2 separate regions of the Homo sapiens genome follow, and region 2 is linked to region 1. Evidence: read pairs that join two places in POLR2A ChIA-PET (ENCODE). Cell type or tissue: IMR-90. All regions are shown on one strand. Links, peaks and the distances in the headings refer to the core of each region. The heading gives the core; the rest is flanking DNA.

Region 1 (12,412 bases), core at 1,941-9,940:
ATCCAGCAGCACATCAAAAAGCTTATCCACCACGATCAAGTTGGCTTCATCCCTGTGCTGCAAGGCTGGTTCAACATACACAAATCAATAAACGTTATCCATCATACAAACACAACCAAAGACAAAAACCACAAAGTTATCTCAATAGATGCAGAAAAGACCTTTGGCAAAAATCTTCAGCCCTTCATGCTAAAAACTCTCAATAAACTAGGTATTGATGGTATTGATGGGATGTATCTCAAAATAATAAGAGCTATTTATGACAAAACCACAGCCAATATCATACTGAATGGGCAAAAACTGGAAGCATTCCCTTTGAAAACCGCCACAAGACAGAGATGTCCTCTCTGACCACTCCTATTCAACATAGTGTTGGAAGTTCTGGCCAGGGCAATCAGGCAAGAGAAAAAAATAAAGGGTATCAGTTAGGAAAAGAGGAAGTCAAATTGTCCCTGTTTGCAGATGACATGATTGTATATTTAGAAAACCCCATCATCTCAGCCCAAAATCTCCTTAAGCTGATAAGCAACTTCAGCAAGGTCTCAGGATACAAAATCAATGTGCAAAAATCACAAGCATTCCTATACACCAAAACAGAGAGCAAAATCATGAGTGAACTCCCATTCACAATTGCTTCAAAGAGAATAAAATATGTAGGAATCCAACTCACAAGGGATGTGAAGGACCTCTTCAAGGGGAACTACAAACCACTGCTCAACGAAATAAAAGAGGATACAAACAAATGCAAGAACATTCCATGTTCATGGATAGGAAGAATCAATATCGTGAAAATGGCCATGCTGCCCAAGGTAATTTACAGATTCAATGCCATCCCCATCAAGCTACCAATGACTTTCTTCACAGAATTGGAAAAAACTACTTTAAAGTTCGTATGGAATGAAAAAAGAGCCCGCATTGCCAAGTCAATCCTAAGCCAAAAGAACAAAGCTGGAGGCATCACGCTGCCTGACTTCAAGCTATACTACAAGGCTACAATAACCAAAACAGCATGGTACTGGTACCAAAACAGAGATGTAGACCAATGGAACAGAACAGAGCCCCCAGAAATAGTGCCACACATCTACAACCATCTGATCTTTGACAAACCTGACAAAAACAATAAATGGGAAAAGGATTCCCTATTTAATAAACGGTGCTGGGAAAACTGGCTAGCTGTATGTAGAAAGCTGAAACTGGATCCCTTCCTTACACCTTAGACAAAAATTAATTCAAGATGGATTAAAGACTTAAATGTTAGACCTAAAACCATAAAAACCTAGAAGAAAACCTAGGCAATACCATTCAGGACATAGGCATGGGCAAGGACTTCATGACTAAAACACCAAAAGCAATGGCAACAAAAGCCAAAATTGACAAATGGGATCTAATTAAACTAAAGAGCTTCTGCACAGCAAAAGAAACTACCATCAGAGTGAACAGGCAATGTACAGAATGGGAGAAAATTTTTACAGTCTACCCATCTGACAAAGGGCTAATATCCAGAATCTACAAAGAACTTAAACAAATTTACAAGAAAAAAATCAAACAGCCCCATCAAAAAGTGGGCAAAGGATGTGAACAGACACTTCTCAAAAGAAGACATTTATGCAGCCAACAGGCACATGAAAAAAATGCTCACCATCACTGGCCATCAGAGAAATGCAAATCAAAACCACAATGAGATACCATCTCACACCAGTTAGAATGGCAATCATTAAAAAGTCAGGAAACAACAGGAGCTGGAGAGGATGTGGAGAAATAGGAATGCTTTTACACTGTTGGTGGGACTGTAAACTAACTCAACCATTGTGGAAGACAGTGTGGCGATTCCTCAAGGATCTAGAACTAGAAATACCATTTGACCCAGCCATCCTATTACTGGGTATATACCCAAAAGATTATAAATCATGCTGCTATAAAGACACATGCACACGTATGTTTATTGTGGCGCTATTCACAATAGCAAAGACTTGGAACCAACCCAAATGTCCATCAATGATAGACTGGATTAAGAAAATGTGGCACATATACACCATGGAATTCTATGCAGCCATAAAAGAGGATGAGTTCATGTCCTTTGTAGGGACATGGATGAAGCTGGAAACCATCATTCTCAGCAAACTATTGTGAGGATGGAAAACCAAACACCACATGTTCTCACTCTTAGTTGGGAATTGAACAATGAGAACACCTGGACACAAGGTGGGGAACATCACACACTGGGGCCTGTTGTGGGGTGAGGGAAGAGGGGAGGGAAAGCATCAGGAGATATACCTAATGTAAACGACGAGTTAACGGGTGCAGCACACCAACATGGTACATGTATACATATGTAACAAACCTGCACGTTGTGCACATGTACCCTAGAACTTAAAGTATAATAAAGAAAAAAAAAAGAACGAGATCATGTGCTTTGTGGGAACACAGATGGAGCTGGAAGCCATTATCTTTAGAAAACTAACGCAGAATCAGAAAACAAAATACTGCATGTTCTCACTTATAAGTAGGAGCTAAATGATGAGAACACATGGACACAAAGAGGGGAGCAACAGACACTGGGGCCTACTTGAGGGTGGAGGCTGGGAGGAGGGAGAGGATCAGAAAAAATAACTATTGGATAGTAGACTTAGTACCTCAGTGATGAAATAATCTGTACACTGCCCATCCCTGACATGATTTTACCTGTAGAACAAACCTGCATGTGTACCCATGAACCTAAAGGTTTTTTTAAAAACACAACTACTTATTTATTGCAGAATGAAATTTTTTCAATCTGGTTGCAAGTAACAGGTGTTTGCAGCTGAACTTTTTTAAAAAAGAAAACAATGATTGGCCAAAGGGAAGACACAAAGGAAAGAATTGCATGGCTGACATTAGAGTTTTAGTGAGTCACCTAGAAGGCAAAGCACATGTCCACCTCCTTAATTGAAATGAAGGAATGAATATTTGTTTGAAGCTAAGGTATAATAGCAAAAGTAAGCATTCTCCATACTTAACACATATATTTGTGTCTGCTAGAACTAAGCACTTATATAATGTCTTTTTAAATTACTATTATGCCCCATATTTCCAAAGAGTTTTAAAATTTTCAAACGTATCCATAATAATGACTTTTTTCTTGCGCCCACACACTCTGTAGAAATGTAGGGCAGTCATTTTTGCATATAAGACAAAGAGGTTTAGAGAAGGTAGACAACTTGCTAAAGGTCACACTGCAGGTAAGTGGACAGAAACAGGAATTCATGTTCCATTTAGCCGTTAATATTCATTGATGAGTCCATAGAATGGCATCCTATCAATAGTAGAAATCACACACACTAGCCATTCATTACACAGGCCTATGGAATGTGCAGTATGTTCCATACAACACTACTAATATGTGACAGAGCTAGGACTCCAAAAATGATTCATAACAAAGGGCCCAAATCTTCATGATGCTGAATTGCCATGACAAAATTACTCCATACCATTACAAATGGTTTTAAAAACTACACTCACAGCTTATGTTGCCTGAAAAATCTGGCATTTGTCCATGCATAGACTCTGCTTCTGAGACAACAAGACCAACCCCTCTTCTTCTCCTCTTCAGCCCTCTCAAATTGAAGACAATGAGGTTAAAGACTTTAATGATGATTCACTTCCACTTAATAAATAGTAAATACATTTTCTCTTCCTTATTGTTTTCCTAATAAAATTTTCTTTTCTCTAACTTACTTTATTGTGAGAATACAGTATGCAACACATACAACATACAAAATATGTCCTTATTGGCTGTGTATGTTATTGGTATGGCTTCCAGTCAACAGTAGGTTCTTAATGGTTAAGTTTTGGGACAGTCAAAGTTATATGTGGATATTTTACTGTGCAGGAGGTTGGCATCCCTAACACCCACATTGTTCAAGGGTCAAATGTAATTAACCTTGAAAAGACAGCAAAATTTTGTAGAGAGTTGGAGGAAAAAGGGAGAGTTGACAGAAGAAAGAGAATTTACCATCCTACAGTAAAAAGAGAAACATGCCAGTTTTTACTTTATTACTGAAAAAGAAAAAAGAAAATAAAAGAGCACATTTTAAAATATAGTTGTTTCTCCAACCAGAGTGAATGGGGGTTTGGGGGTAGTTGCCTCCACATACTGATCTTCTTTCTGAAGGCAGTTACGTCTCCAGGACAAGGGGAATGGAGTTAACGCAAGCATGCCCAGATAATTATTTGCAAATTTACCAATCAGCGTACTATTCCACATCTCTTGGGCTGGAGTCAGCAAAGGATGGAGAAAAGCCAGGAGCTGTACTCAGTGAGCTCTCTTCACAAGAAAAACATAATCACAAATACTCCATAATTACAAGTAATATGTAAGAATCATCCATAAAGCCAGAAGACAATGAGGGTTCCCAATCCAAATCCACAGACATTGTATCTCAGTAGATTCTGAGAGAGGTCCGTAATGTGCATTTTAAACATTCTTGCACAACCAAAACCAGCAGAATCTATTGCAGTACATCTGTCGACCGCACTGTTAGAAACACTACACCAACTCAGAGGTCCCTCTGTGGGCAGCTAACAAAACAATGAATGTGGATACATACAATCTTACTTAATTATTTATTGTTACCAGTATTATTATTATCCACCAGTATTATTATTATCCCCCAGTATTATTATTATCACTTATTGGACTGAGATTCTAGTTACGTACTAGTCCCAAAAGTAATAATATGTTTATGAAGGAAATTTTCTTATTTTGATTCAAAGAAAAATCTAAGCAAGATATTGACTATACCAGGTAACTAATAACTTCCAGTGGTTTAGAAGACCGTTTCTTTAAGTGATTTCCAAAATTGTGTTTGTCAGGGAAACTTGCTATTTCATCAGAGATGGTGCATAAGGCTTTACAATCCCAGGTATTATTCCAGGTTTCTCAAATAAACAATCATTAGAAAAAAAGCAACATTTTGCCTCTCCCCAGGTTTTTCAGCTGTGGGTACACAAACCTGGCCCTTCCCTGTTCATTCTTAACCAGACATTTAGTCTGAAGAGGTTGGAAGGATATGGGTGCAAACAGAGATCCACAAGCTCTGAAGCTGCCCATACCTCTCAAGATGGGAATCTTTATTTGACAGGTTAGCACTGGAAATGTCTGGCTGCTTTCATTAACTGTGGCACCATGCTTAGGATGAACCAGGTAGGGAAGGACATTCATCTTATTTTAAGACTAGCCTTCCATATTCAGAGGAAATTAGCTTACCACAGATGAAAGGCCTTGACATCATTAGTCAGTTCAGGTACCACCTGTTACTTTCTTAAGTGAAACTGGCAGATTTTAGAGGTGTTCTTTAATTTTATCAGTTCTGATAAGCTGTTGTTCGAAGAGAAAAAAAAAAAAAAAAGGCCCTGAGGCCCTGTGTTGGAAGAGCTCAGCCAGGCTGCATCTCTGGAAAGACAGACTTTCTGAGCCGTACGATCCGATTTGCCCTTGCTCATCCAGGCTCCTGTCTAACACAGTCACAATCCCCTGTGCTCACCCTAACTCACTGAAGGGGAAGCTTCTCCTGGGGAAATCTTGTCTGGACTTTGATGACTGCATTTAATTCCAGAAACAAGGAAGAAACTAACATAGGAGAAAGGAGCATGAGGTGCAGCTGAAAGATTAGTGTTACCTGGGTATCCTAGACATAGTTTTTTTTTGGTAACAATTTCAGTTTGTAATTATTACTAATGATAGTAGTAAAGGTCTTATAGTAACCATGGTTTGGGGTGTATACCATGTGCCAAGTACAGTGTTATGTGCTATGTCTTTTTTAATTCTCATCACAGCGTTGTAAGGTGGATATAACTATTCTACCACCAACCTTTTATAGGTGAAGAAACTGAGGTTTATAGTGGTAAAATTATTTGTTCAAAGCCATATGGCAATAGTGCTAGGAATCAAGTTTGTCTGAATCCAATGCCCGTGTTGTTACTCAGTGAGAGTTTGCATTATTACATCAGTCTACCACTGCGAGTTTAATGGAGTGCAGGGAACTTGTGCTATAATATCTGAGCTTTCTGTTGAGTGACCATTTCAACACATGCATGAGAGTGCCATGAGCTCATTGGTCCAAAAATGTCCCCATACATTTGACATGGATTCTTTTGAGTTAGTGTTGACAGGTAGAGTTGGTATTATCCCATTTATTCTACAAACAAAGAAACTGAGGTTAAAATGAAAAGAAGGTGAAGTAAAAAATTAATTAGCAAAGCCAGGTTCGACACCAGCACCTTTTGTTCCAAATGTTTTTTTCACTGTAGGAGGCACCTTGAAGGTGATATGTTGGAGAAAGCTGAGAGTGTTGATCTCTTTCTGCCAGAGCCATCTCCTTTTTATACTCAGATTAAAGAAGGACATATTAGGAATTTTTAGGAACACACACATCTGTGCATGTATGCACACAGTTCTGTGAGCATGCATACACGCACAGATGTGTGTGTTCCCCAGGTGGGAGATACAGATGAGCCTCATGCTCCCTCCTCTAACCCAGGTCATGCTACATAGGTCTAGCGACAGAGAGGCTTCAGGCATTTAGAATGTGACTCAGCCATCTTTATTTTCTTTGTGTCATCTACCTTGGCATCAATGTGACAAAGTGACCTGACATGCAGGGAGAGACATACAAATGAATAAGGGACTTCATTTGATTCAATCAGGCAAGATTATAAAAATTTGTTTTTGAGGGTTTTTTTCCATTAAAAAACCTTTAAGAGGCAGGCTTGGTAATTGGCAAGTAAAAGATGCCACATTTTCTCACCCCTAGCTTTGGCTAGGGTGGTGGGGGCAGAGGAGTGGAATATATGTAGAGATATCAGCCAAATCAATTACATGTTTCATTCTTATCAATTTTCCTCAAGCAAATTGATTGCCAGACAAGACCAGTGAGCCATATAATTGCATTTGCCTCTTCTAACAGGGCCAATTTCTTAGGAATTTGTGTTACGCATATGATGTTGCCCATTATTGTCAGTTTAAATTTAGGGGCCTAGAGTTCAGAAGAAAAACACTAAACTTCTTCTTGAAAGCCAATCTGGAGCTGAGTGGAAGAAAATAAAAAATTACAGCTTGCGTTTCATGTGCCTGAGAACTAAACTACAATGGAAGTCTGGGCAGAGAACAGTATCCAAGAACCGCCTTTGTGCTTCCAACTAGGCTCAAGTCTGAAACTCAATAGATGGATACCCTGGGGTAGCCTAGGTGGGGAGACCAAGCTTAAATGTGTGTCACAGCTAGAAAAATGGAAACACACTATGCACAGAGAGTGCTAGGCTCTTTCCTGCTGACAAGTACACTGCAAGGTAGAAATTTATAGGCTCATATATTCAGACATAAAAGGTTTGCATTCTATCTTGGCCACTTAATGGTTGTGCTAGCTTTGGCAAGTTACTTAATTTTCTTAAACTTTATTTCATCATCTGTAAAATAGGGAGAATGCCTCATGGGTATTAAATGAGTTAATGCAAAAAGAGAGCTTAGCATAATGTCTGACATGTAATAAGTCCTCAGTAAATGTTAGCCATTACTAAAAGTCAAAAATAGGAATAAAAATGTCAAGACTAGGTATGATCAGGTAGGACTTAAGGATGCTTACAAAATTAACATCTTAAGGGACTTCCTGGTCAAGAAGAGCATCTGAGCTTGACTGCAACCCAAACAGGGCCAGTGCAGGGAGGAGGGATGTCCAAGGAGGCTTCAACCAAAGGAAATAGATGAGGGAAGAGGTCTCAATCAGAGAGTGGAAATAGGGCCTAAGTAGTTTCAGAGCTGCCCATAAGTGTGGGGGCCCCTTCAGTCTAGGTCCCCCGACCACACACAACAGTGGTCCTAAAATTCTTAAATGAGCAGCAGTCAAGGGACACCAAAGGATGCAAAACCATAGCAGCCACTCTGGTCTCTTCCTCCTTGCTGAAAGATTTTTTTTTCTCTCTTATCAAACTTAATACCATAATGGGAACGTGGTTAGACCAACCCTAGATGCTTTTTGGGTCTATTGAGACCCACTCATCTCCACTAGGGAACTCCCCACCAGCAATCCAGTGTGTAGTTTAATATGTGATTCATTTATCCCACCCACCCCCTCAGACTAGTGTCAGCTTATTGGATGATAAGGAGACACCTAAATAAGAGTGGTCCATCCATTGACTGGGTGCTGCTTGGCAAAAAAAAAAAAAAGGAATAAAGTTAATGAGATTCTTTGCATTGGGAATTTCAACCAAGAAACACAAAAGGAAATTTCAGATAGTACAGTTAAACTTCTGAAAGTGCCCTACTGCCTCATATGCACAACATTCCTAGTAAGGGCAGAGTTCCAGAAGAAGCAGCTCAGAGTAAATCAGAGCAGAGCGCCAGACAGACTCCAAGAAGCCAAAAAAAGGAAGGTGGCAAAAACATCACATCACAGAGCAATTTTGCAGAAGATTGGCTTCTTGAATCTTCCCAGGGCCTAAAGTTCAGCTGTTTCTTGAAACTTTGCTTTAGTCTTAGCCAACACCTACCTCGAATGACTTTATTTCAGCTTGGGTTTGTTTCTTTTTGTTTCTTTGGAGCCTTCGCCTTCTCCTCCTCCTCTTCCTCCTCCTTCTCCTCCTCCCCCGCCCCACCCTTCCTCCCAATCATATTTCTAATAAGAACAGAAGCCCTGTGTCAACTCTAAAAGCAAAGGCACAGAAGAGTCAACTGAATACCAAGTTTCTTTTCCTAAAGGATCTGTGCACACTGGCTGATGCTTTGGAAATAACCTCAAAAAATTATATGCAAAGTATCGATGACTAGAGGGGATAGTCATGGGAAAGCCCATCTTGAATCCAGTCCCACTAAGTGAAGACGTCACACTTTCCCTAGGAAGTCACCATTCTGTTGCAGTAAAGAGGTCCCATGACTCAAGAATAAACATAAGTTCTGCAAGAACAGAGATGGTAGTTTGGAACCTCACTAGGTAGGCCGGGCGTGGTGGCTCATGCCTGTAATCCCAGTACTTTCAGAGGCCACGGCAGGCAGATCACGAGGTCAGGAGATCAAGACCATCCTGGCTAACAGGGTGAAACCCCGTCTCTACTAAAAATACAAAAAAAAAAAATTAGCCAGGCGTGGTGGCGGGCACCTGTAGTCCCAGCTACTCAGGAGGCTGAGGCAGGAGAATGGCATGAACCTGGGAGGTGGAGCTTGCAGTGAGCTGAGATCGCGCCACTGCACCACTCCAGCCTGGGTGACAGAGCGAGACTCCGTCTCAAAAAAAAACAACAACAACAACAAAAAAACACACACACACACACACAAAAAAAAACCTGACTATGTAACATTGGACCAATTATTGTTTTGTTCCAGTAATGAAACTCTTTATATTATATCCTTATTTATTTGTTTATTTTTATCATTGTGGTCTCATGGGTTTTTATTTTGTTCAACGGATAATAATCCATTTTATTGTTAATTTGGCCAGTGGACCCATCTAGCTAGATTCAGTGTCCTTTGGGAATTTCTCCATCATTCCTTGAGCACTTTTTTACTTTCTGGCAAAATAATATGTTTCAGGCTTGTCTTGTACCTTCTTTGCCCCAGCCCCAAAATAGACATTTACCCAAAGGAAACCTGGTTTCTAGAGTGGAAAATAATATTTAGAGACAATCATCTGGATGCTATATATATTTATTGCTAGTAGCATGTCATTGCTGTTAGCCTACATTTGTTTCTATATCTACTTATTAAAAACCATGAGTTCATATTAATATACCTAATTCCAATTCAACACTATTGGATACATTCCAGTCTTCCTCCCTTCCATACCCACTCCACTTCTCTGTACCATGAAAACTTGAGCCAGTGATTTTACTCCTCCGAGTCAATTTCTCCCTCTGTAAAGTGAGGAATAGTAATATCTCTGTTGCTCATCTTTTGTGCAGGTTAAACATAATGGTGTTTATAAACTTCCTTGATGGGCTTGCATTGGAACAGCCCTGCTGTGAGCCCATGTAAGTCCTCGTGAATTAGACAACACAGACTTGCTCCAAGCAGACAGCCTGGCAAGTACAGTGTGGCTGGCTTTTTGCCCCAGTTTGCAAGCTGAATAATAGTAACCCACAGAGGCCCCGCATCGTAGGCAGTCAGTAAGTGGTTATTGTTACAAGAGATATATATGCATATTTTTCTTCCAAATGTGTCATTAAGCAGGAGAACAGGTGGGGCCGAATAAAAGTGCCATCAAGATTTCAGTCGGAAAGGAAACAGGATGAAGCCCAGGGTACTGTCAACAGCACCAAGGACATCTCCTTGGTCATGATGGAAAGTGGTCCTCACTCTCATTGTACAGATCATTTTTTAAACTGATGCTAATTGTATCACATCTTAAACTCTAAATCAGAAGCAGGCTGACTTGAAAATAAAGCCCATTCCATCATCCAAATGCTTAGTTACCAGCTGAGAATCAATCACTGTACAATGCAGAGTTGCATAATGCAAAAGAACTCTAAAGGAGGAGAGTTCTCTAGTATCTTATGTGTGGAAGGTAGAGTTTGCTGTGGGTTTTGACCTTGTGAAGGCCCCACTGCCAAAATGTTCCACACACGTCCTTTGGAGACAGGGAAATGAGTTCATTTTCAGGCCTCTCCAGTGACCTTTCCATAGGGCTTGATGGACTTTCAGTCTGTCAGGAAGAAGCCTTAGAAATGTATCTCAGTGCTACACATTGCATTGAGAGCACTAAAGTGACACAGACCTCCAAAGTTGCATTTTTCTGTGGAAGAAGGCAAGGCTGTTATAATCACAGCTGCATTAGGATGGGGTGGAGGCATTGTGGGCAGTCCCCTCTCCTCTTGAAGGAGTCCATTCCATACAGCATCAGAGTGACACAAATTTCTAGGTCATTTTGGCAACTGCTCAGCCACAATATGTTTCTTTTTAACCTTTCAGTGGGCGATAGACATGAAAGGATTCAGAAGGATGTGGTCTCTCACCTTCGGAGCCAGGTGACAGTGACACCTAAAGAGCCCCTTGAAGGAATGCTGAGAAGTAAAAAATGTCATCCAGGAGGAAAGCAGAGCTAACATTGTTTCCAGAAGTGGCAGTTCCCACCTGTGTACATTTTCAAGAGTTTCAAAAATCTTGTGGCTCTTGGAGGCATTGATCTAACACCTTATGTTGTGGATGAAGTCCAGACAAAAGCAAAGCCCAGTGAGTTATCTAAAGATTATTTCCAGTCATATGTTCCCTGCAAACAAAAACAAAAGCAAAAAAAAAAAAATCCTTAGGCACAAACCCCCATCCAGAAAAAGAGGAAAGAGCTAAGCCTGAAAGAGTGTGCATCTAGATGTTCAGTATTCAGATCCTTCCTCCTTTCTGGTGTAGGACCCAGTGACCTACTGAGCATGGAAGAAGGGTTAATTCTGTCTAAAGGAGAGCTGGGTCTTAGGATTCCCTGGATCACTGGAAGAAATCTGCTCCCTCATCAGTAGTCCGGGGTCAAGAATCCACCTCACTCTCTGTCCACCTCAAGCAACTAGGAAAATTCCCACCCCAAGTTGGAGAGAGATATTAGCACCCTGAAAACGAGAGAGGAATCCTCAGTCTCTTTAGGACCAGCTCTGTGAGTTGGTGCCTCTGGCTGACCATGCTGGAGAAGTTGCTCCCAACCACAACTGTTGTCCCCTCCCAGGCCCACCACAAGGCAAGGCTGGCATTCAAAAAGTGAAAGCATCATTTGAACCCACTGCCCCATTGACCAGCTGTATCTCATGAGGCAAATCACTTTCCATTTCTTCATTAGTAAAATGAGAATTAGTATCTATTTCACTTGCCTAAGGTGAGGATTAAGTGTGACTATGCAGAAGTGCATGTAACAGATGTTAGCTCTTACTACTTTTACTTGAAATTCAACCACTTGAGGTACATCCTTCCAAGTTAATATTGTCTCTTCCTCACACACAGTTAAGATTTAACTTTCTCCTGACATATTTAAGGAACCAATCCCTCAGTGTAAATCAATATCTCCTCTGCTCACTGAGATAAATGCATATCTGATTGCCTCCTTTGGAGAGGCTAATCAGAAACTCAGAATAACATAACCATTTGTTTCTTATCTACCTATGACCTGGAAGCCCCTCTCTGCTTCGAGTTGTCCCACCTTTTGCTTCAAGTTGTTCACTTTTCTGGACTGAACCAACGTACATTTTACACATATTGATTGATTGTCTCATGCCTCCCTAAAATGTATAAAACCAAGCTGTGCTTCTACCACCTTGGGCACGTGTGAGGACCTCCTGAGGCTGTATCACAGGTGCACGTCGCCAACCTTGGCAAAATAAATTTCTAAATTAACTGAGACCTGTCTCAGATTTTGGGGGTTCACACATAAGAAAAATAATAAGCTGCTGACAGATGTTACTTCATTAA
Region 2 (12,412 bases), core at 1,375-9,374, 120 kb before region 1:
GAACAGCACTGAGAGGGTGGTGCTAAACCATTCATGAAGGATCCATCCCCATGATCCAATCACCTCCCACCAGGCCCGACCTGGAAGATTGGAGATTACAATTTGACATGAGATTTGGGCAGGTAGACCCCCTATATTTCTAAGATTCTTTTATTTTAAATATTATTGTAGGATATTGGGGGAATATTTTACATGAAACTGGATTCCATCTTTTTTTTTTTTTTTTTTTGATGGCATCTCCCTCTATCACCCAGGCTGGAGTGCTGTGGCATGATCTCGGCTCATTGCAATCTCCACCTCCCGGGTTTGAGCAATTCTCATGCCTCAGCCTCCTGAGTAGCTGGGATTACAGGCATGTGCCACCACGCCCAGCTAATTTTTGTATTTTTAATAGAGATGGGGTTTTTCCATGTTGGCCAGGCTAGTCTTGAACTCCTGACCTCAGGTGATCCACCCACCTTGGCCTCCCAAAGTGTTGGGATTATAGGCATGAACCACTGTGCCCAGCCAAAACTGGATTCTAGTTTAAACTCACAGCAGGACGTAAATTTCTGCTTATCTTCCAGATTGGCAAACTCCTACTGACAGTACTCTTGTGTTTTGAATACATAAAAATAAAAGTGATCTACTACACTGGGAAAACAGAAAAGAACTTTTAAAACATTTAAAGATAGCTGTGGACTAAGAGTCAAAACATCTTTTTGTTTAATATGATGGATGTTTATTTTTCTTTTGTGTTTGTCTCTATACCTGATACCCCTTTTAGACATTTTTCTAATCTGTCTGCTGTCTGCTGTAGATACAGGAAGCAGAAAGATCTTATCACCTGAAAATGCACTTTCTGTATTTCTTCTGAGAAAATGTATTAGAGTTTTCAGAAATAAACTGCAGAAATGTTGGGTATAATGACATGGAAAATGCCCATCTATCAAACCTCAACTGCTGATTTCTCAAAGAATTTTGAAACAATATAATAGGAATTTTCTCTTTCTGCCAAAGTCTATACCACTAAACATCTCAGAAGAGACTTTATGGGCAGTTTCTCTGTAGATGTATTGTTTGCATGCAAGAACATCAGTCTCTTTAAATGTTGGTCAGAGAGAACACAGGTTGTGAATTAGGTGTGCCAGCTTGTCCAGAAACATGGCAAAGATAAAGAATCAAATGCCAAATGTTCTCTTCTTTGAAAACCCACTTTGTAATATTATGTTTTATATCAGCATGTGAGCATTGAATTTTCATGTGCAAATAGTTAGAGTTTCAGTTCTCTCTCCCACTTTTAAATTACCTACAGAAAAATGTCATCTTTAAGTAAAATTGAAAGTAAAAAACTAGAAAAAGAAATTTAAAGACACAAGAAAAATGTTATATGAGCCTCAAAACATAAATAGTTCCTACATATCAATAAGAAAAATGGAGCACTATAACAGATGTATCAAATGTACATACAAATCGCAATTGAACAAATGCCAAGCCCATAAAGAAAATGTTGTACACATTTAAAAACTAAAATTTATTTGTATATTTTGTTATCAAAATTTATTTTTTGAAATTGTTTTAATGATAATATAGCATGTGAGTTCTCTAATACATTTCTGATAGCGCTATAAGTGGGTACAGTCTTTCTTGAAAATAATTTGTTGATATGTGTCACTTGTCTTCGAAACATATATATTACTTGACCTAGAAATCTCTCTTCTAGGAATTTGAGGACATTGTCAGAGATACATTTGAAGTTTATTCCATTAAGATGGATATTAAAACAATACTTATATGTTTAAGCACAAGTCCTAAATGTTGAAAAATTGATTATGTAAACAATGGTACATTCTTTCAATGGACTTCTAAGCAACTGTTAAAATTATTTATAAGAATATTTAAAGCACATAAGAAATTGTCCAATATATCATGTAGTGAAAATATCTACATAAAATTATGAAATCAGTATAAATTCCTTTTTTTGTTAAAAATCGAGTCAGCTAACTAGAAAATTCATATATTATTTAATGTCATTACCTATTATTATGTATTTTTATATATGCATATGGAAAGAACCAGAAATAGGTATAAGAGAATGTATTTATTCTTGTCTGGCAGAAGTTTGGTGATTTTTATTTTTATCTGAGTTCACTTATTTGGTAGTTTACAAATATTATGTGTGTAGTATCTATTACCTGAATGATCATATGCTGGCAATAAACATTATTTTTAAATAGAAGTAATATTCCTTCCAGGACATATTTTCTACCCTAAGTTTCCCATTCCTTCTGACTTTCTTCAATGCGAAAGGCAAAGACAGCAACACCACAATTTTGTTTGGGATACCTAAAGGTGTCTGCCATAACCCATCTCCAAGTTTTTGAGGGTGATCTTGGCTTATCAACAGCAAGCCATCAGACTGTTACAGGGCAGGGGTCCAGATCAAGACCCCAAGAGAGGGTTCTTGGATCTCACACAAGAAAGAATTCAGGGCAAGTCCACAGGGCAAAGTGAAAGCAAGTTTATTAAGAAAGCAAAGAAATAAAAGAATGGCCGTTCCATAGACAGAGCAGTCCTGAGGGCTGCTGGTTGCCCATTTTTATGGTTAATTCTTGATGATATGTGAAACAAGGGGTGGATTATTCATGCCTCCCCTGTTTAGACCATCTAGGGTAACTTCCTGATGTTGCCATGGCATTTATAAACTGTCATGGTGTTGATGGGAGTGTAGCAGTGAGGACAACCAGAAGTCACTCTCATCGCCGTTTTGGTTTTGGCAGGTTTTGGCCAGCTCCTTTACTGCAACCTGTTTTATCAGCAAGGTCTTTATGACTTGTATTTTGTGCTGACCTCCTATCTCATGCTGTAATTTAGAATGCCTTAACTGTCTGGGAATGCAGCCCAGTAGGTTTTAGCCTCATTTTACCCAGTTCCTATTTAAGATGGAGTTGCTCTGGTTCATATGGCTCTGACAAAACTATGGATCAATAGGGAAGTTTAGGGAAAAGAACTGTTCTGATGAGAGCTTAATGCCTTGTTCTATCTTTTAAAGCTTGAATAAATATGGCCCCACTCCTCCCAAAGCTCGCCAGCTAGCTTCTCTATCAGAATCCCTTGGTGTTCATCTTACTTAGAAAGAGACATGAGGAGTACCTCAAGGTGATACAGATGCTTGAGGTACAGGAAACCACATCGTGCTTTATTAGCTAAAGACAAAACTTCTTAGAGAAGCAGTGGGAAATTCAAATGGATTTGGATTCCAGTAAAGGTGCCTACTCAGACTCATCTACGGAGATGGAGAAACATACAATAGCATAGCTGCTGTAACAGTTTGGACCTGAGTTATCAGGTGCCCTAGATATTTACAATGTCTTTGCTACCTTTGACACTGGTCTTGTCACAAAACATATAAAATATTGCTCCCACTTTTTCAGGCGGGAAGAAGGTATCCCCTCTCCATAGTGCACATTGATGAAATCAACACTTGGAAATATCAGAAGTACCAAGAACCAGCACCTCCAGGGACAGCATCACAATTGACACGCTAGTATTTATGTTCTGGAATATGACTCTAATCAACTGCAATCCTCGAGGCTTCCAGATAAAATGCTGTTTCAAGATTTTAAGTATAATAGGACAGGGCTGGCCAAGTGTGAGAAGACAGAGTTAAAGGAGTGAGCAGGTGTCTGGTAGATAATACAAGTGTTTATGGCAAAACAGAGATTACACATAGCAGATAAAAAGGGAACTCACTCTAGAGAACCTAGACAACCTAGGGAGAAAGGCACAGGCTTGTCCTGGTAATCTAGACAGGAGATGCCAAAGCCTGGGGATCAGTACCTCAGAAAAGGAAGCACTGCCCAGTCAATACAGGACACTCAGGGCAAACTAGGCCCATAATCTGAGGCATCTGAACCAGACCTTTGATGACTGTCTGCTGGGAGAATGGCTTGTTCTTAGAACCAGACAGGCAGTCAGACACCTATAAGAAAAACTGTCCAGACTGGGATAAGGCAGTAATGCTGGGCCCTCAGGAGGTCCTCACAGGAAGAACTTAGGTCAGATGTGCAGATGGCAAACATTTTTATGGCTGGGTGGGAGTTTCTTGGAATCCAGGAGCAATCCAGGCATCACCACCAGTGCTCAGCCCTAAAGGGAAGCAATGAAAGAATATAGGGCCCGCTTTCAATGAGAGTGATAATGTGCTGTGGAAGCAGTTGTGATGACACCAAGCATGCCTAGAGGCAAATGGTCTAGACCTGGGGAAGGCCAATCTCCTGCTTTCAGTCAAAAAGAATAACAAACTGCATTATAAGGAACTGTTGCCCTTCTGTTCTGAGGTAGACAACCTTCACGTTTCTTTCTCTTATGGCTCTTATTTTTGCCTTGCAGCACAAATGGCATTTATGTATGAGAAAGAAGGGCTATCCTTCCCCTTGAGAATGAGTGAACATGAAATATCTCCAATCAAGGGGATTTATAGCTAATGAATCCTGCACAAAACAAATAATTAGTTCCCATTGCTACTCACATGAGTAAGGAACAGTCCTCATTTTCTAGCTTAAGTGTACAGGAAACCTACTCATTTGAGAATGACAAGTCATTTTATTTCAGAATCATACTTTAATCTGCCAAAGCAAATGAAAGTTGAAATGAGGATAAAATGTAGCATGACATGGCCATCTCTGATCATTTGTGATTGTAACAAGCACTTGTATAGGATTGGGAGCACCATGCTTTGAGAATGTGGAGACCCAGATTCTTTTTTCAGCTCTTTCAGGAACAAATTGTGTGAACTTATTACTTAATCCATCTGGGCTTCAGTTTCCTCATCTTAAAAATTGAAAGGGTCAAACGTAACACCTTCAGTAAGCTGGTAGACTATAAAATATAAATTAACATATATGTGTATATTACTAAACACTTATACGTGTGTGGAGAATGATGTTGGTAACGTTAAGTAGCCTTTTCTTGTTGTTTTCCTGCATGTCATAGTAAGTGTTCAATGCAGGAGGAATATTGTTGCTATAAATTATTTCTGGTTTTCTGTAACGCATTTAATGAAGAGGGACATCTTTGGTAGAATGACTCACATAATAAATATGGTACATTTCTTCCTGTTTAGTAACCAAGCAAGTACATTTCTGTCATGAGCATGATAGAATGTAAACATCAGCTGCATGCTGTCCACGCCTTTTTGGAAAAGTGTTATTCAGTGAGCCCTCCCCTTCCTCCTCCCCTGCTCAATCTCAATTTCAGTGCTGACCAGTTTTATGACTTTGGGAAATCTCTCTAACATCTCCGTGCCTTTGTTTTTGCTCAAGTGAAATAACAACTTTGGGTTAGACTTGTATCGCATAAGAAACAGAGGAAGAACAAAAGCATTTTAAATGATTCTGTGAACAACAATGTTCAGAAAATGCTGTGCACCTGATCCCTTCTCAGAGCCTGGGCATCGCATTAACATTCTGGAGACTCTGAGATGTCCTGCACAACAAAATCCTATCTAACTTTAATTCACCCAGCTTGTCCCAGAAACAATTGTCCATGAATCCTTTGTTTCTGAGTAGAAGCAATTAATAATGGCACCTCAGAAGTAAGAATCACAAGACTTTGGGAAACCTCAAACATGGTGGTCTCCAAGATGTCATTATAGCTTAAATATTTTATGAAACCTTGGCAGACAGATTTTTACATGGATTAAAAATATAGTAAATAACTACAATGTAAGACTTCCTAATTTGTGACTAAGAATTTATACATTCTGATTCTGGCATTCTCCCCCAAACACTCTGACATCATCTCATCACAGGATAAAACTGAGGTGACATACCAAATAATCTAATTCTCCCCATAAACACACACACACAGACACACACACACACGCAATAATCAGTAGAACCTACCCTGTTTACTTTATGATGATGTTATAAAATTTTATAATGAAACAGCATATGGAAAATACAGAAAAAAATTAATAGCTTCCAAATGTTAATGTCATATCTCAAAAAATGAAGGTTCAATGAGAAACTAACTGTAAAGGCTATAAAAGTATGGAAAGTCTGGATGAGGTGAATTTAGTTTGGCTCACTAATTTATGAAATATCAGAAATTTGAGGTCAACTTCAAATCTCAAGAGATAATTTTAGAACCAATGAAAATAAGCCAACAATGAATACCTTTATGGACCATCCAATGCAATAACTAAGGAAATACAAGTTAAAAGGGGGTTCAGAAGCATCCATGGACTAAGCGTTCTCTTACTTTTGAAAGCTGAAGCAAGAAATATTAGAGCTGGTGTATTAGTCTCTTCTCATGCTGCTAATGGAGACATACCTGAGACTTGGCAGTTTATAAAGGAGAGAGGTTTAATGGATTCACAGTTCCACATGACTGAGGAAGCCTCGCAATCATGGTAGAAGGCAAAGGAAAAGCAAAGGCATGTCTTACATGGCGGCAGGCAAAAGAGCACGTGCAGGGGAACTACCCTTTATAAAACTATCAGATCTCATGAGAATTATTCAGTATCAAGAGAAGAGAATGAGGAAAAACCCACACCTATGATTCAATTACCTCCCACTGGGTCCCTCCCATGAAATGTGGGGGTTATGGGAGCTACAATTCAAGGTGACATTTGGGTAGGGAAACAGCAAAACTGTATCATTCTGCCTGGGCCCCTCCCAAATATCATGTCCTCTCATTTCAAAACACAATTATGCCTTCCCAGCAGTCCCCCAAAGTCTTAACTCATTCCAGCATTAACCCAAACGTCCACAGTCCAAAGTCTCATCTGAGACAAGGCAAGTCCTGTTCACCTATGAGCCCGTAAAATCAAAAGCAAGTTAGTTATTTCCTAGATACAATGGAGGTACAGGCATTGGGTAAATATACCCATTCCAAATGGGAGAAACTGGCCAAAACAAAAGGGCTATAGGCACCATTCAAGTCTGAAATCCCATAGGACAATCATTAAAACTTAAAGTTACAAATTGATCTCCTTTGACTCCATGTCTCACATCGAGGTCACACTGATGCAGGAGGTGGGCTCCCATGGCCTTGGGCAACTCCGCCCCTGTGGCTTTACAGGGTACAGCACCCCTCCTAGCTGCTTTCACAGGCTGGCATTGAGTGCCTGAGGCTTTTCCAGGTGTATGGTGCAAGTTGTCAGTGGATCCACCATTCTGGGGTCTGTAGGATGGTGGCCCTCTTCTCACAGCTCCACTAGGCAGTGCCACAGTGGGTACTCTGTGTGGGGACTCTGACCCCACATTTCCTTCTGCACTGCCCTAACAGAGGTTCTCCATGTGGGCCCTCGCCCTGCATCAAACATCTGCCTGGGCATCCAGACATTTCCAAACATCCTCTGAAATCTAGGCACAGGTTTCCAAACCTCAGTTCTTGACTTCTGCACACCTGCAGGCCCAATACCACATGGAAGCTGCCAAGGCTTGGGGCTTGTGCCCTCTGAAGCAATGGCCTGTGCTCTATGTTGGCCCCTTTTAGCCATCACTGGGACACAGGGGACCAAGTCCCAAGACTGCAAAGAGCAGCAAGGCCCTGGGCCCAGCCCACGAAGCCATTTTTTCCTCCTAACACTCCAGGCCTGTGATGGGAGGGGCTGCTGTGAAGACATGCGCTGGAGACATTTTACCTATTGTCTTGGTGATTAACACTTGGCTCCTTGTCACTTATGCAAATTTCTGAAGCTGGTTTGAATTTCTCCTGACAAAATGAATTTTTCTTTTCTATGGCATCACCAGGCTACAAATTTTCTGAATTTTTATGCTCTGCTTCTCTTTTAAACATAAGCTCCAATTCCAAACCATATCTTTGGGCATATGTAAAATGGAATGCTTTTAACAGCACCCAAGTCACCTCTTGAACACTTTGCTGCTTAGAAATTCCTTTCACCAGATACCCTAAATTGTCTCTCTGAAGTTCAAAGTTCCACTGATCTCGAGGGCAGGGGCAAAATGCCTCCAGTCTCTTTTCTAAAACACAGCAAGAGTTACCCTTATTCCAGTTCCCAACAAGATCCTCATCTCTATCTGAGACCACTTCAACCTGGACTTCATTGTCCATATCACTAACAGCATTTTGGTCAAAGTCATTCAACAGGTCTCTAGGAAGTTCCAAACTTTCCTATATCTTCCTGTCCTCTTCTGAGCCCTCCAAACTATTCCAACTTCTGCCTGTTTTCCAGATCCAAAGTCGCTTCCACATTTTTGGTTATCTTTACAGCAGCACCCCACTCTACTGGTACAAATTTACTGTATTAGTCTGTTCCTATGTTGCTAATAAAGACATACCTGAGACTGGGCGATTTATAAGGAAAGAGGTTTAATGGATTCACAGTTCCACATGGCTGGGGAGGCCTCACAATCATGGCAGTAGGCAAAGGAGAAGCGAAGGCATGTCTTACATGGTGAAAGGCGAGAGAGCATGTGTAGGGGGAGTGCCCTTTATAAAACCATCAGATCTCATGAGACTTATTCACTATCATGAGAACAGCATGAGAAAGACCCAACCTCATGATTCAGTTACCTCACACCAAGATCTTTCCATGACACATGGGGATTATAGGAACTACAATTCAAGATGAGATTTGTGTGGTAACACAGCCAAACCATGTCAGCTGGTAAGGACACTTCCAAGTGATCTAGCTTTTCACATAATATCCATTACCCAGTCCCACACAAATGGTTGTCGGCAAAACAACTGAGCCCTCCTCCAATGCATCCCTTGGTTCTCCTGTGAGGGGACTGAAGCTGTTCTGGTCAAACTCAATATGTTCTTATATATTTTAGGCATAAAACAGAGTCAGAAAGAGCTCTATGGACAAAAAGCATTATAATGACAAATGGATATTGCCCTGACATTGTGACACCACCACACAGAGAGCTGTGACACTTACACCGACAAAGCATACACAATGTAGAAGAAAAATCACCCTTTGCGCAGAACTTTAGCAATTGTAAGAAGTGTTTGAAAGGACCCAGGCCTGAGTGGCAGCACTTGTCAAGTTAGTAGATTTTACAGTATCCTAGAAAGAAGATCCAGGACTCCAGTGAGTGAGTGGATTTATGTTCCATTATTGTTATTTTTTTCTCATATCTGTGATATTCTTTATCTTTTACCATATTCCTGGGAAGCAGGATTCTTCTGAACCATTGTTTCAAGCTGTCTTCCTTTCAGATTTCTCTTTTATCATAATATTTCCTAAATTTCCCTATGTCTTGTCTTCCCAACGCAACCATTAGCCCTTGGAGGACACAGACTATACCTTTTACTTCTCTTGTTTCTCTCACAGCTCCTAGAAGATCATGCACATGAAGCAGGAGCTCAGTAAACATTTATTGTGTGAAAAATAGATTGATATATAGATTAACAGATCTATGTAAAATTAACAATTTTATTTTCAGATTAACCTTTTAAAGTTGTTTTATGATTTATTTCAGCCATCTAAACAGGATGATTAACACAAGGAATAACTGAAACTGCTGCAAAGACACAAATTGAATACCTGTGAGCTCCTCCCAGTTCACATTCCCATCACTCCTTCTCAGAGATGACCAGTATATTGAACATGGTGTTTATCATTCATATGAATCTCTTTATACCTTTACTAGTTATATACGGTCCCTAAGTATTTTCAAATGTTATTTTTGCATGCTGGTAAATGACAGAGCAGGAGCACCGCCATCTTGGACAAGCACCATCATTTTAAAGTTCACCTTGATCAAAAACTGCCTAAATCCAAAAAGCATCAGCCATAAACCACAAATAACATCTCTGACCAGAAACATTCCAAACCACTCCCCAACCAGAGACATGCCAGCCCCAAGATAACCCCTCTTCTGGCTGGAGAGATGTCAGTCCCAAGATAACCTGCCCTCCAACCAGAGACATTCCAACCCTGCCATAAACTTCCCTACACAGAAACATTCCAAGCTTGTGATAAGCTCTCTCACCCTAAAAAAATCAATAATATTCTTAGTCTGTAAGAGAGAGCACTGCTGACCGAAATCGGCCAGAAGCCCCTCTCAAGTTTATTCTCCAATATAAACCTGTCTTTGACTATTGAGCTGCCTTTTGTGTTTCTTTCCTCTTTAACTCTTACAGTAAACCTTATAAAATATTATATTATTCTGAAAATTGCATTTATAATCAAGTATATTATGAAGTTAGTTTAGGTTGATATACATCCTTGTAGTTCAATTGTTTTCATGGCTAAATTGTATTTTATTGTGTGAAAATAGCATAATTATTTATTCTTTACACATGGATGGAAGTGGGTATTTTTTCCAAATTTTTACTATTACACACAATGCTATTACGGACATTCTTTCCATGTCTACATAGTGAGTGGATTTTTACAGGGTAAATCCCTTGGGGTGAAGTTGTACCATCATGGAGAATAAGCACTCTCAGTTATACTAGGGATCACTGTATAACTCTCCAAAAAGGCTATACCAATCTATTCTCCCATAAATCCTCATTTTGTAAGATTCCAGTTTCACAATACCAATTTCTAGCCATTTGGGTACTGACTTCAAGAGAGGATACTCTCTGCTGCCAAGCTTGCCAAAGGACTCTCTCAAAGCTTCTAGGATGTGCTGGTGTCAGTTCAAAGGCTGGAACTCCAGCCACCATGGTATTCTAGTCCTCCACAGCAGCTTCCTGAGCACAAGCCCCAGTGTCGCCTCAATGTTCCAGGTATAAGCTTTTCCTTCCAACCCTCAACTATTATATCTCTTTTATTTTAAACACAGATTTCCATCAAAATTGAAAGTTGCCTTTAATGTCAAAAAAAGCGACGCATTTATCAAAAAGTGATCTGTGTGTTAGCAGGACTGATTGTGATCCTATTTGTATGCTCCTGGTCTTTTTGGGTCCTCAGTGCATTAACATTCTGTAACATTGTGTTGTGGGACTATAGCATCCCAGCACAACAACATGGGTGCTGAGTTTCAACATCATTTTTAACTTACTGCCTCCTCCATGAAATTGATTAAATATGTAATGCCTCAGAATACAGTTATTACAGTAAATCAGACTGTGTAGTTGCAAGGTCACATTCAGTGGAAACCTGTGATAGATGATCAATTCTATCATAAAGACGTGCTCTCCAAGGCAGTCCATCCTGAACTGTTGTGCTATTACTATTTGTATTTCCTTTTCTTCTTACATGACTATTCACCGCCGATCTCCTTTGAAAACTGCAACCTGTAAATGAGATGATGTCTGTTAGGGAGGTTTTAAATCATTTTTCATCTAGTTTTTCACTATGTTTCTCCTTGGCCTTTTTTCTAAATAATGATTTGAAGTAACTAGAACTTCAATTGGTTTGATTTCCATGTTTTTATTGTAAAATATTCCAGAAGAATAAAATACATTTAGAAAAGTGAACTAATAAAAATGTATAGATGATTAGACGACCCCTGTAACTGGCACACAGATCAAGAAACAGAACAATGCCAGAACCACAGAGGCTGTTCTGGGTCCCCTTCTGGTCACCCCAGTCTCCCACCCCAGGGTGTCCACTGTTTGTGTGTTTGTTTTAAATTAGATGATGTAATATACTATCTAAACTTCTTCTTAAATATGAGTTCAGTGCAGCCCAGCAAGCAAATGAATCACTCAACTCCACACAAGGAGCTATTGCAAGGACAAGGGCCAGAACTCAGGCTTCCTGATGCCTTGTCCACACCCTATTCCACCTATACCATGCTGCACTGATCTCAATTTCTCTCCCACTGAAAAGTGGCAAGAGATTCAGTGACTCATTGATTGACAACACATTCCTCTTCATTCAAAAAGTCAAGACCGTCCAGATTAATTGTTGTCACCCAGGGTGGATTCCCTTCTCCTTTGGCATCTCTGTTCTCCTAGTTGGAACTTGGTGTCTTACATACATGGAAAGGAGATCTTACTCTCCTGATCTCCATCTCCCTCTTTCTTCCTTTCTTCCTTTCTTTTCTTCTCTCTTTCTCTCTTTCTCTCTCTCTCTCTCTCTCTCCCTCTCACACACACAGGTTTTATGATCCCCCCAAATAACGCACAGAAGTTTTAAAACAAAGCATGGAGTCTTCTTTATAATCAGAGCTCATCTGCTCATCTGATGGAAGCACCCAACTAGATAGTATTTTTGTTGTGTGAGTCTTCAATCTGAAGAAAAATATAGTGATTAAAAAGCCAGGCTCATAAAAATTATGTAATCTCAAGTTTAGAAACTCTCAGAATATGTGCTAAAACTGTTGATTTATTTCCAATATTCCCACATTGGCTGCCTCCATTTCCGTGACATCATTCCCTAAATATTCAAGTTAATTGAGGTTTCAGTGTAGTGCGGCACAATAGAAAGAACTTAAAATTTTAGCATCAGATAAACAGGGTTCTAATCCCAGTTTTCCCTATGGGAGTGTGTGATCTC

What was found. Peaks named below come from ENCODE experiments on the same cell type or tissue, not always from the same donor. Only the 100,000 strongest peaks of a DNase experiment are listed, where the experiment ranks them.
Region 2: POLR2A ChIA-PET joins it to region 1 with 5 read pairs; 2 of 35 experiments call an interaction of 5 or more read pairs at or near these places.

What each region holds. Positions count from the first base shown.
Region 1 is chr10:109,371,016-109,383,427 of GRCh38, forward strand. No RefSeq gene overlaps it. Among named protein-coding and RNA genes, the nearest start is that of XPNPEP1, 550 kb to the right of the region's middle. In IMR-90, for the core only: no CTCF peak of the experiment used is centred there; a DNase peak (open chromatin) is centred at 3,416.
Region 2 is chr10:109,254,356-109,266,767 of GRCh38, forward strand. No RefSeq gene overlaps it. Among named protein-coding and RNA genes, the nearest start is that of LINC02661, 550 kb to the left of the region's middle. In IMR-90, for the core only: no CTCF peak of the experiment used is centred there; a DNase peak (open chromatin) is centred at 5,126.